Regions from separate parts of the Homo sapiens genome. Here region 1 is linked to region 2. A link is an interaction called in ENCODE POLR2A ChIA-PET data of the cell type or tissue named here. Cell type or tissue: PC-3. All regions are shown on one strand. Links, peaks and the distances in the headings refer to the core of each region. The heading gives the core; the rest is flanking DNA.

Evidence for each region. Peaks named below come from ENCODE experiments on the same cell type or tissue, not always from the same donor. Only the 100,000 strongest peaks of a DNase experiment are listed, where the experiment ranks them.
Region 1: POLR2A ChIA-PET joins it to region 2 with 6 read pairs; 7 of 35 experiments call an interaction of 5 or more read pairs at or near these places.

The regions. Positions count from the first base shown.
Region 1 is chr7:66,742,796-66,748,175 of GRCh38, reverse strand. The region is part of intron 1 of RABGEF1 (RAB guanine nucleotide exchange factor 1); the gene reads right to left. Among named protein-coding and RNA genes, the nearest start is that of RABGEF1, 4.8 kb to the right of the region's middle. In PC-3, for the core only: no CTCF peak of the experiment used is centred there; a DNase peak (open chromatin) is centred at 2,845; H3K27ac peaks cover 111 bases.
Region 2 is chr7:66,118,512-66,123,891 of GRCh38, reverse strand. All of the region lies in intron 1 of CRCP (CGRP receptor component), which reads right to left. Among named protein-coding and RNA genes, the nearest start is that of CRCP, 6.4 kb to the right of the region's middle. In PC-3, for the core only: no CTCF peak of the experiment used is centred there; no DNase peak of the experiment used is centred there; H3K4me3 peaks cover 443 bases; H3K27ac peaks cover 539 bases.

The DNA.
Region 1 (5,380 bases), core at 111-5,110, 620 kb before region 2:
ACAAAGTAAAACTCGACACCCAGCCCTTTGAAACGCATGCTGGAAAGTCTTTGGGAATCCAAAGCAGAAATGATCTCTTTTGTCGTATGGTCACTGACCCATGTAACTGATTATATTTCTCTCTTAATTGGCTACTCAAAAGCAAAGCCAAATTTGTGGCCCTCTGCACTTAAGACTTCAGTCCAAGTGCTCTGTGTACACAGCTCATTCCTGTTTCCATCTTAATTTTCCCTCAGTCCTGCATTCCTCACCCACTTATCTGTTATGTTACCAACAGTATGTCGCACGTATCTTTGTAAGTCATTACAAACCCTTTCTGGAACAAGATGTGGAATAATGGAATAAGTAAATGATATGTTCCACTGAAAAAAATTATAGCACAATAAGAAAACATTTTCTTCGATTAATAAACATTTTCTATGTTCAATTTCTAATGGCATTTTCTTTTATGTGCTCCAAAGTACCTTCTAAAGGAAAAATGAAAGTGCTTAAAATTAGAAAATTCTAATTTTAAGAATTTAAATTTCCTCTGTACAACAGAGGAACTACAAAAATAAAACTTTCACTATGTATTTTTAACTGCAAAGCACACAGAAAATTATAAATATACCCCTATGTGAAAATCCCCCAAAAGCGATTTTTAATTTTAGCATACAGACCAAATCACCATAAATTCAATTACAGTTGTGTATTTATTTTGAATGGGAACTGAACAGACTAGCTTCAAATGTGGTTCATAAGGTCTTTGTACAATTCCTCCTGAGTTGTTCTGTGCCTAGCATAGAGGATGCTGCCAAACCATTCCTTAGGGTGAAACAGCAGAGAATTTAGAGCCCTCAAAACTCTTGTTACATTCCTGCTTCAGAGATTTCAGCAATCTGCTCACTGTTACTGGGGGAAAATTAAAAAGCTTAATACTCTCTCAGTGTGTAATATTTTACGCATTCATGAACACATACTTATTCTAACTTCTGACTTTTAACCACATTTAATTAATTGATCATAATAATGGTATTTGGCCCTCTTAATGACCATTGCCAAGAGAGCTATGCTACCAGAAACAAATTAAAATGTTCCACTAGGGCCGGGCACGGTAGCTCACACCTGTAATCCCAGCACTTTGGGAGGCCAAGGCAGGTGGATCACCTGAGGTCAGAAATTCGAGACCAGCCTGGCCAACATGGTGAAACCCCGTCTCTACTAAAAATAAAAAAATTAGCTCAGCATGGTGGCGCGTGCCTGTTAACACCAGCTACTTGGGAAGCTGAGGCAGGAGAATCACTTGAACCCAGGAGGCAGAGGTTGTAGTAAGCCAAGATCGCACTATTGCACTCCAGCCTGGGCAACAAGGCTGAAACTCAGTCTCACTCCAGCAAAAAAAAAAATTAGCCGGACGTGGTGGCAGGAGCCCATATTCCCAGCTACTCAGGTGGCTGAGGCACAAGAATCGCTTGAACCGGGGAGGTGGAAGTTGCAGTGAGTAGAGATCGTGCCACCACACTCCAGCCTGGGTGACAGAGCAAGACTCTGTTCTCAAAAAAAAAAAAAAAAAAAAAAGGTTATATTATAAATAAAAATTGCACTTCCTGCCGGGCACGGTGGCTCACGCCTGTAATCGCAGCACTTTGGGAGGCCGAGGCGGGTGGATCACGAGGTCAGGAGTTCGAGATCAGCCTGGCCAATATGGTGAAACCCCGTCTCTACTAAAAATACAAAAAAAATTAGCTGGGTATGGTGGTTAACTACTCGGGAGGCTGAGGCAGAAGAATCCTTGAACCCAGGAAGCAGAGGTTGCAGTGAGCCAAGATCGCGCCACTGCACTCCAGCCTGGGCAACAGAGCAAGACTCCGTCTCAAAAAGAAAAAAAGAAAAGTAAAAAAAAAAAATCACACTTCCTATCCCACTGACAGTAACTTCATTGAAAACAGGAATTTCACAGGAAACTTCAAAACAGCACCATAAAAGTATAATGTTTTCCTAAAGCATTTTAGGAGCTTTATCCAAACATCAAAGAGATAAACATAAGTTAAATAATATTAAGTGGGATAACTGTTATTTCACATGTTTACATATTGTAACAATAGTCCAGATCATTTAAACTCACTTCAGCCATGTGAAACAACACACATGATGTTTCTACAGTGCTCTATGAAAGAAGTGTACATTTAATAAGATTTTCAAGATGTTTGGCCTGTACTATGAAACTTCTTTTTATAGAGACAGGGTATCACTCTGTCACTCAGGCTGTAGTGCAGTGGCTTGATCACAGCTCACTGCAGCCTGGAACTCCTAGGCTCAAGCGATTCTCCCACTTTGGCCTCCCAAAGCACTGGTATTATAGGCATGAGCCACTGCACCAGCCTGAAACTCTTGGTTTTAGTGTGATCACTTTTTTTTTTTTTTTTTTGAGATAGAGTCTCACTCTGTTGCCCAAGCTGGAGTGCAGTGGCACAATCTCGGCTCATTGCAATTTCCGCCTCCCGGGATCAAGAGATTCTTGTGCCTCAGACTCCCGAGTAGCTGAGATCACAGGCGCACATCACCATGCCTGGCTAAGTTTTTTGCATTTTAGTAGAGACGGAGTTTTGCCATCTTGATCCAGGCTGGTCTCAAACTCCTGGCCTTAAGTGATCTGCCCACCTCAGCCTCCCAAAGTGTTGGGATTACAGGTGTGAGCCACCGCACCCAGCCTATGGTGTGATAACTTTACTGATGGGCTAAGAAGCCACTCACTTGGTACCATTTCTATTCTGAGTCACAGGTGTTAGGTTTACACAGGTATTTCCTACATTTGAGGGATAGGTCATCTCTGCTAGAGATGTTTCCTCTGCAGCCAATAAAAACCCACATGCCAGAAATTAAGCTCACACAGTCAAGACTGAAATTCTATGTCTCTAGCCAAAGACTCACATAAGTAAACAGAATTTTAGTTCTATATGTAGACATCACAATGAGTAAGTACTGATATCATTTTTTTTTTTTTTGAGATGGAGTCTCGCTCTGTCGCTCAGGCTGGAGTGCAGTGGCACAATCTCGGCTCACTGCAAGCTCCGCCTCCCGGGTTCACGCCATTCTCCTGCCTCAGCCTCCTGAGTAACTGAGACTACAGGCGCCTGCAACCATGCCCGGCTAATTTTTTGTATTTTTATTAGAGATGGGGTTTTACCATGTTAGCCAGGATGGTCTGGATCTCGTGACCTCATGATCCACCCGCCTCAGCTTCCCAAAGTGCTGGGATTACAGGCGTGAGCCACCGTGTGCGGCTGATAACATTTTTTTCACTGAAAACCAGCAACAAAAAATCAAAGAAATCAATGAGTTATTCTTATCAAATCAGTTAAGTACTCATTAAACACTTGTGTGCTCAATTGGGGTTGAGAAAGCAAAGAGAGAAATGAATGCAGAATTCCTGTTTACAAATTAGCCAGGTCAGACATCCTTATAGAAAGAAACAACTAGGAAATGAGTATACATTCACGTCAAGCATCTTTTTTTTTTTTTTTTTTTTGAGACGGAGTCTGGCTCTGTCGCCCAGGCTGGAGTGCAGTGGCGCCATCTCGGCTCACTGCAAGTTCCACCTCCCAGGTTCACGCCATTCTCCTGCCTCAGCCTCCCGAGTAGCTGGGACTACAGGCGCCTGCCACCATGCCCAGCTAATTTTTTGTATTTTTAGTAGAGACAGGGTTTCACCGTGTTAGCCAGGATGGTCTTGATCTCCTGACCTCGTGATCCGCCTGCCTCAGCCTCCCAAAGTACTGGGATTACAGGCGTGAGCCACTGCGCCCGGCTATCTTTTTTTTTTTTTTGTAGAGATGCAGTCTTGCTATTTTGCCCAGGCTGGTCTCCAACCCCTGACCTCAAGCAATCCTCCCACTTTGGCCTCCCAAAGTGCGAGGATTACAGGCGTGAGCCACCATTTCAAACATCTAATAAGCAGAAAAAATTAAAATACAAGATAGCAGTAATTAGCTGGGCGTGGTGGCGCGCGCCTATCTATGGTCAGTCCCAGCTACTCAGAAGGCTGAGGCACACAAATCGCTTGAATCCAGGAGGCAGAGGTTGCAGTGGCCAAGATCATGCCACTGCACTCCAGCCCAGTCACAGATCAAGACTCCGTCTTAAAAAAAAAAAAAAGAAAAGAAAAGAAAAGAAAAAAGCAAATAATCAAGCACTACACTGAAAACATTTATCCTTATCAGCTACATAGCAGCCTGTGTGTAAGAGTTACATAAAATTCCATTTTAGGGCCGGGTGCAGTGGCTCATGTTTGTAATCCCAACACTTTGGGAGGCCGAGGCTAGAGAATCACTTGAGGCCAGGGGTTGGAGAGCACCCTGGGAAACATACAAGGATTCCATCTCTACAAAAAAATTTAGCCCAAGTGTGGTGGCTCACACCTGTAATCCCAGCACTTTGGAATGCCGAGGAGGGCGGATCACGAGGTCAGGAGATTGAGACCATCCTGGCTGACACAGTGAAACCACATCTCTACTAAAAATAGAAAAAATTAGCCAGGCATGGTGGCGGGCATCTGTAGTCCCAGCTATTCAGGAGGCTGAGGCAGGAGAATGGCGTGAACCCAGGAGGGGGAGCTTGCAGTGAGCCGAGATCGCGCCACTGCACTCCAGCCTGGGCGACAGAGCCAGATTCCGTATCAAAAAAAGAAAAAAAAATTTAGCCAGGCAAGCTAAATTAGTAGGTGGCAGGCCTGTGGTCCCAGTTACTTGGGAGGCTGAGACAAGAGGATAGCTTAAGCATGGGTGGTGGAGGCTACAGTGAGCTGTGTTCCTGCCACTGCATTCCAGCCTGGGAGACAGGGAGAGAGAGAGAGCCTTTTTTTTTTTTTTAAATTTTTTTCTTTTTTTTGAGACGAGGTCTCGCTCTGTCGCCCAGGCTGGAGTGCATTGGTACAATCTTGGCTCACCACAACCTCCTAGAATTGCTAGGTTCAAGCAATTCTCCTACCTCAGCCTCCTGAGTAGCTAGCATTACGGCAGGCGCCATCACACCAAGCTAATTTTAGTGTTTTTAGTAGAGATGGGGTTTCACCATGTTGCTCAGGCTGGTCTCAAACTCCTGACCTCGTGATCCGCCCGCCTCGGCCTCCCAAAGTGCTGGGATTACAGGCGTGAGCCACCGCGCCTGGCCAGAGAGACCCATTTTAACCACACAAGGACCCAGCTAAAAAACTTCCCCTGGTTCTGTCACCATCAGAGGAAGCCTGAGCTCCTACATCTCTGTCCTGCACTTTTTCACTTTAGTAACGACCCTCCAGGCTCGGTAGCTGATGCCTGTAATTTCAGCACTTGGGACGCTTGAGGCAGGAAGATTGCTTGAGTGCAGGAGTTTGAGATCAGCCAGGGCAACACAGCAAGACAAC
Region 2 (5,380 bases), core at 66-5,065:
TTTAGTACAGACGGGATTTCACCATGTTAGCCAGGATGGTCTCGATCTCCTGACCTTATGATCCGCCCGCCTCGGCCTCCCAAAGTGCTGGGATTACAGGCCTCAGCCACTGCGCCCGGCCCCCCCACCTTTTTTTTTTTTTGAGACAAGAGTTTCGCTCTTGTTGCCCAGGCTGGAGTGCAATGGCATGATCTCAGCTCACCATAACCTCCACTTCCCGAGTTCAAGCGATTCTCCTGCCTCAGCCTCCCAAGTAGCTGGTATTACAGGCATGAGCCACCACACCTGGCTAATTTTGTATTTTTAGTAGAGACGGGGTTTCTCCATGTTGGTCAGGCTGGTCTCAAACTCCTGACCTCAGGTGATCTGACCGCTTTGCCCTCCCAAAGTACTGGGATTACAGGCGTGAGCCACCATACCAGGCATCTAAAAGTTTTTTAGAGCTATTAGAACTTAATAGACACATCTAGCAATTATAAACGTAGAAGCTGTTGATCTCTACAAAGCAGGAACTGTCTGCTCTACAGCTAACACTTTAGTATTATGTAATATATTCACATGCAATCAGACTTCTAGAAACTGCTTACCTATACAAAACTTCATATTCTCCTGTAGGACTTAGAATAGTACTCATTTTACGCCAGGCGCAGTGGCTCACACCTGTAATCCCGGCACTTTGGGAGGCCAAGTCGGGCGCATCACGAGATCAGGAGATCAAGACCATCCTGGCTAACACGGTGAAACCCCGTCTCTACTAAAAATACAAAAAATTAGCCGGGCGTAGTGGCGGGCGCCTGTAATCCCAGCTACTCAGGAGGCTGAGGCAGGAGAATGGCGTGAACCCGGGAGGCGGAGCTTACAGTGTGCCGAGATGGGGCTACTGCACTCCAGCCTGGGCGACAGAGCGAGACTCCATCTCAAAAAAAAAAAAAAAAAGAAAGAAAGAAAGAATAGTACTCATTTTATTGACATGTGTTTAAAGCAAATACTCTAAGTGCATTTTAAAGACTGTCTAGAAAAAAGTCCAGGGACTTGTGCACACAGAGGAGAGACCATGTGAGAACATATCAAGAAGTTTGCAATCTGCAAGCTCAGGCAAGAGGCCTCAAAAGAAACCAAACCTGCTACACCTTGATCCAGTCTCCCGAACTGTCAGAAAACAAGTGTTTGCTGTCTAAGCCACCCAGTGTCTGGTGCTTTCTAAAAGCAGCCTGGCAAATTAACATAGCAATGCTTGAGTAAAAAAAAAAACAAAACAACTGTCTAAATCTATACTACAGGCAGGCAGTTACTTAATTTCCTTAAGTAATGAATTAGATGACTGAAGCTGACTTTCCATTTGACACTTCTTGTAAAATTTGCTTAAAATGGTGAGTCAAGTGGATGTAAACAACTACTTGAGGAAACTGAATTCCAAATAAACAGAACAAAATGATCTCTTGGTGGACTTTCCTTAGAAGCAAACACATACACAAATGGCACATGCAAACAGTGCCTTTTTTTTTTTTTTTTTTTTTGAGACGGAGTCTTGCTCTGTCGCCCAGGCTGGAGTGCAGTGGCGCGATCTCAGCTCACCGCAAACTCCGCCACCCGGGTTCATGCCATTCTCCTGCCTCAGCCTCCCAAGTAGCTGGGACTACGGGCACCCACCACCACGCCCGGCTAATTTTTTGTATTTTTAGTAGAGATGGGGTTTCACTGTGTTAGCCAGGATGGTCTTGATCTCCTGACCTTGTGATCCACCCACCTCGGCCTCCCAAAGTGCTGGGATTACAGGCGTGAGCCACTGTGCCCGGCCAAACAGTGCCTATTAATTGCCACACAGTCAACTCTTACACAGGCAATGACGAAAATAATTGCTCAAATTCTCCTATGCCCAACCTATGCTATCAAGTCATGCTCTGAAAACCTAAACTCTGGTACAAGCAAACGGAGCAGCTTCTGAAGTCAATGAACAACTTAACTTGTAGCATTCTCTTGGGAGCTAGCAAATGAGTATCCTCTTTCCAGTCCTGTTACTGAGTTGTTATAGTACCTATTACCCACCTTTTCTAAATATGAGTATTTCCAGCTGTAAAAGGAAAGAAATCCTGACACTACCTCAAAAAGATGGTACAGAGGATAATGTCTATTTTCCCAATTATATATATTACGTTCAAGAATAAAAGAGTGGATACAAACTTTTCCAGCCATATAAATGATCATTTATAGACAAAGCCAAATAGCAAATACCTTATAGATAGAAATACCTAATTTTGCTATATAAATATTTTGCATGGTGGCGCATGCCTGTAGTCCCAGCTAGTCAGGAGGCTGAGGCAGAAGAATCGCTCGAATCCAGGAAGTGGAGATTGCAGTGAGCTGAGATTGCACCACTGCACTCTAGCCTAGGTGATGGAGTGAGACTCCATCTCAAAAAAAAAAAAAAATTGTATGCTTTTACTTGACGAAAATACATTTCCAAGTAATGGTCAAGAAATTTTTATTTTTAAATTGTCAATCAAATAAAGCATAAATATTCCTCCCCTTAAATAAATTTCTGGGCCAGCGCGGTGGCTCATGCCTGTAATCCCAGCACTTTCGGAGGCCGAGGCGGTAGAATCACCTGAGCTCAGGAGTTCAAGACCAGCCTGGCCAACATGATGAAACCCCATCTCTACTGAAAATACAAAAATTAGCCAGGCAGCTACCCAGTAGGCTCAGGCAGGAGGACTGCTTGAACTCGGGAGGCGGAGGTTGCAGTCAGCCGAGATTGCGCCATTGCACTCCAGCCTGGGTGACAAGAGCGAAACTCCATCTCAAAAAAAAAAGAAGAAATTTCAGGTATTATTATTATTATTATTATTATTATTATTATGTATTAGTTACTTAGTAGGTATTTCCTCAATCAGAATTTTAAAAAGTAGCAAAAACTTAGGGGAGCTGTTCATTGTGCCTCCTCACTTCAGGTTCTGGGAGTGTCTGATAGAGGTACAATATACAGGCATCCCCTGGTATTCACTGGAGATTGGTCCCAGGACCCCCACATATACTAAAATCCAAACATGCTTGTGTCCCAGAGAGCCTTGCAGAACCAGCAGCTAGGAAGCCAGCTCTCCACATACGTGGGTATATTCTCATCCCTCAAATACTATATTTTCATTCTCTGTGTTTGGTTGCAGATGTGGAACCTGCAGATATGGAGGGCCAACTGCATTTATTTTTTAAAATCTGCGTATAAGGAGATCCATGAAGTTCAAGCTCGTGTTGTTCAAGGGTCAACTGTATCTGCAACTCAAGGTTCTGCTAAAGATCCTAAGGAGCAGACTTCCAAAGGTCACGCCTCCTGTTGAAGACCAGGTGAGGACCAGAAGTTAGGCTTCCAGACCTTTCCACTCCAGGGCCCTTCCACTCCCAAATCACATGTCTATCTCAGGAAACCTCATTTTCCCATGAATTACTGGCTGCAAAATTCTTGATTGGTTACAGGAAGTCACTGACTACTTGGCAGAAGGGGACAGGCTGTTACAAGAACAAAACCCCGTGATTCAAACCATTTCACTTAGGAAAATCAGAAAATATACACGCCTAGCAACTAGGATGCTAGCTAATGAATTTATACAGTCGGCTTTCCTTAGCCTCAGGTTCCACATCCTTAGATTCAACCAACCTCAAATGAAAAACATGCAAAAAACATTTTTTTTTCTTTTTCTTTTTTTCTTTTTTTTTGAGACGGGGTCTCGCTCTATCGCCCAGGCTGGAGTGCAGTGGTGCGATCTTGGCTCACTGCAAGCTCCACCTCCCGGGTTCACGCCATTCTCCTGCCTCAGCCTCCCGATAGTAGCTGGGACTACGGGCGCCCGCCACAGCGCCCAGCTAATTTTTTCTATTTTTAGTAGAGAAGGGGTTTCACTGTGTTAGCCAGGATGGTCTCGATCTCCTGACCTCATGATCCGCCCCACTCAGCCTCCCAAAGTGCTGGGATTACAGGCATGAGCACCGGGCTGCAAAAAAAAATTTTAAGAAAATGCTACATTGTTGCTGACATGTACTATGTAGTTAGGCCTAGGATGGCTGCCTCTACACTGAACATGGATAGACTGCTTTTTGTCATTATTCCCTAAACAACACAGTACAACTACTATTTACACAGCCTTTACATTGCATCAGATATGACAAGTTGGTTGATAATCAAACAGTTTTTCCTCTGCTCTCACTCGACAACAATCAATACAGAAGACTTCTGTGACCAGATGTGTGGGGTTTTCTCTCTACCAATAAACAAGCAATCAATTCTGCAGCCAACACCAGCTGGGTACCCTCCAATCCAATTCATTTCAGACACTATCTGAAAACAGTGTGAGATTCCACAGGCTGAGGGCTCAGTCCCAGAAGACTGCCCCTACTTCAGACAGCAGTCACACAAGTCAGGGCCTCCAGAACTTCTCAACGGCGGGCTTCAAGCTGCAGTTCCCAAGACCTCCTCTTTAGGCTTCATTAATTTGCTAGAATGGCTCACAAAACACCTACTTAGGTTTACTGGTTTATTTAAAGGATATTACCAAGCATACAGATGAAGTGGTGCACAGGGTGAGGGATAGAGAGGGGGCGCAGAGCTCTATGCCCTCCCCAGGCATACCACCCTCCAGAAACTTCCACCTGTTAGACTATCCAGAAGTTCTCTTGGGCGTTTTGTAGAGATTTCATTAGAGAGATGATTGAAGCATGGCCAACCTCACAGTAATTGACTGGACAGAGAGTGTGATCTAATACTAAGACTGAGTGCAGACACCCAGCAAGGCCCATCCAGATTCTCCCTGGCCTCTGTGTGTGGTATTCCTTCCTACTGGGTAAGGGGCAGGACCCCCTCTGAAACAATCAGACGAGATAGGTCAGAGAATTTCTTTACAACCAGCTCTAAGACAGAAAGGCAGGGGATGATTAGAGGGCAAGAGACAGACAGAGCTTCTGTTTTCTGAGGCCTGCTTCTGAGGCTTAGAGTGCCCCAACATTCTAACAAAAGACTGTCTTTCACCTTTACTGCTCTGAAGCTGTCCCAAGGCCGCTTCAGGAACCTTGGACAAAGGACAAATACTTTAACAAAAGTTATGCTTACTGTTTTAGTCATTTAGGAAGTAATAAAGGCTATGGTAGTTATGAGCCAGGAACCATGGACAAAAACCGGTATTACATGTCATGGTATCATAATAAGTCATCTAGAGATGATTTAAAGTATATGGGAGAATGTGCATAGATTATATGCAAATACTACACCGTTTTATATCAGGGACTTGAGCATCTGTGAATTTTGGTATACGCAGGGGGTCCCAGAACCAATCCCCCAAAGACGCTGAGAGATGACTATATTTATGAAGCTAATAAAGTATTGTTATATTACTTT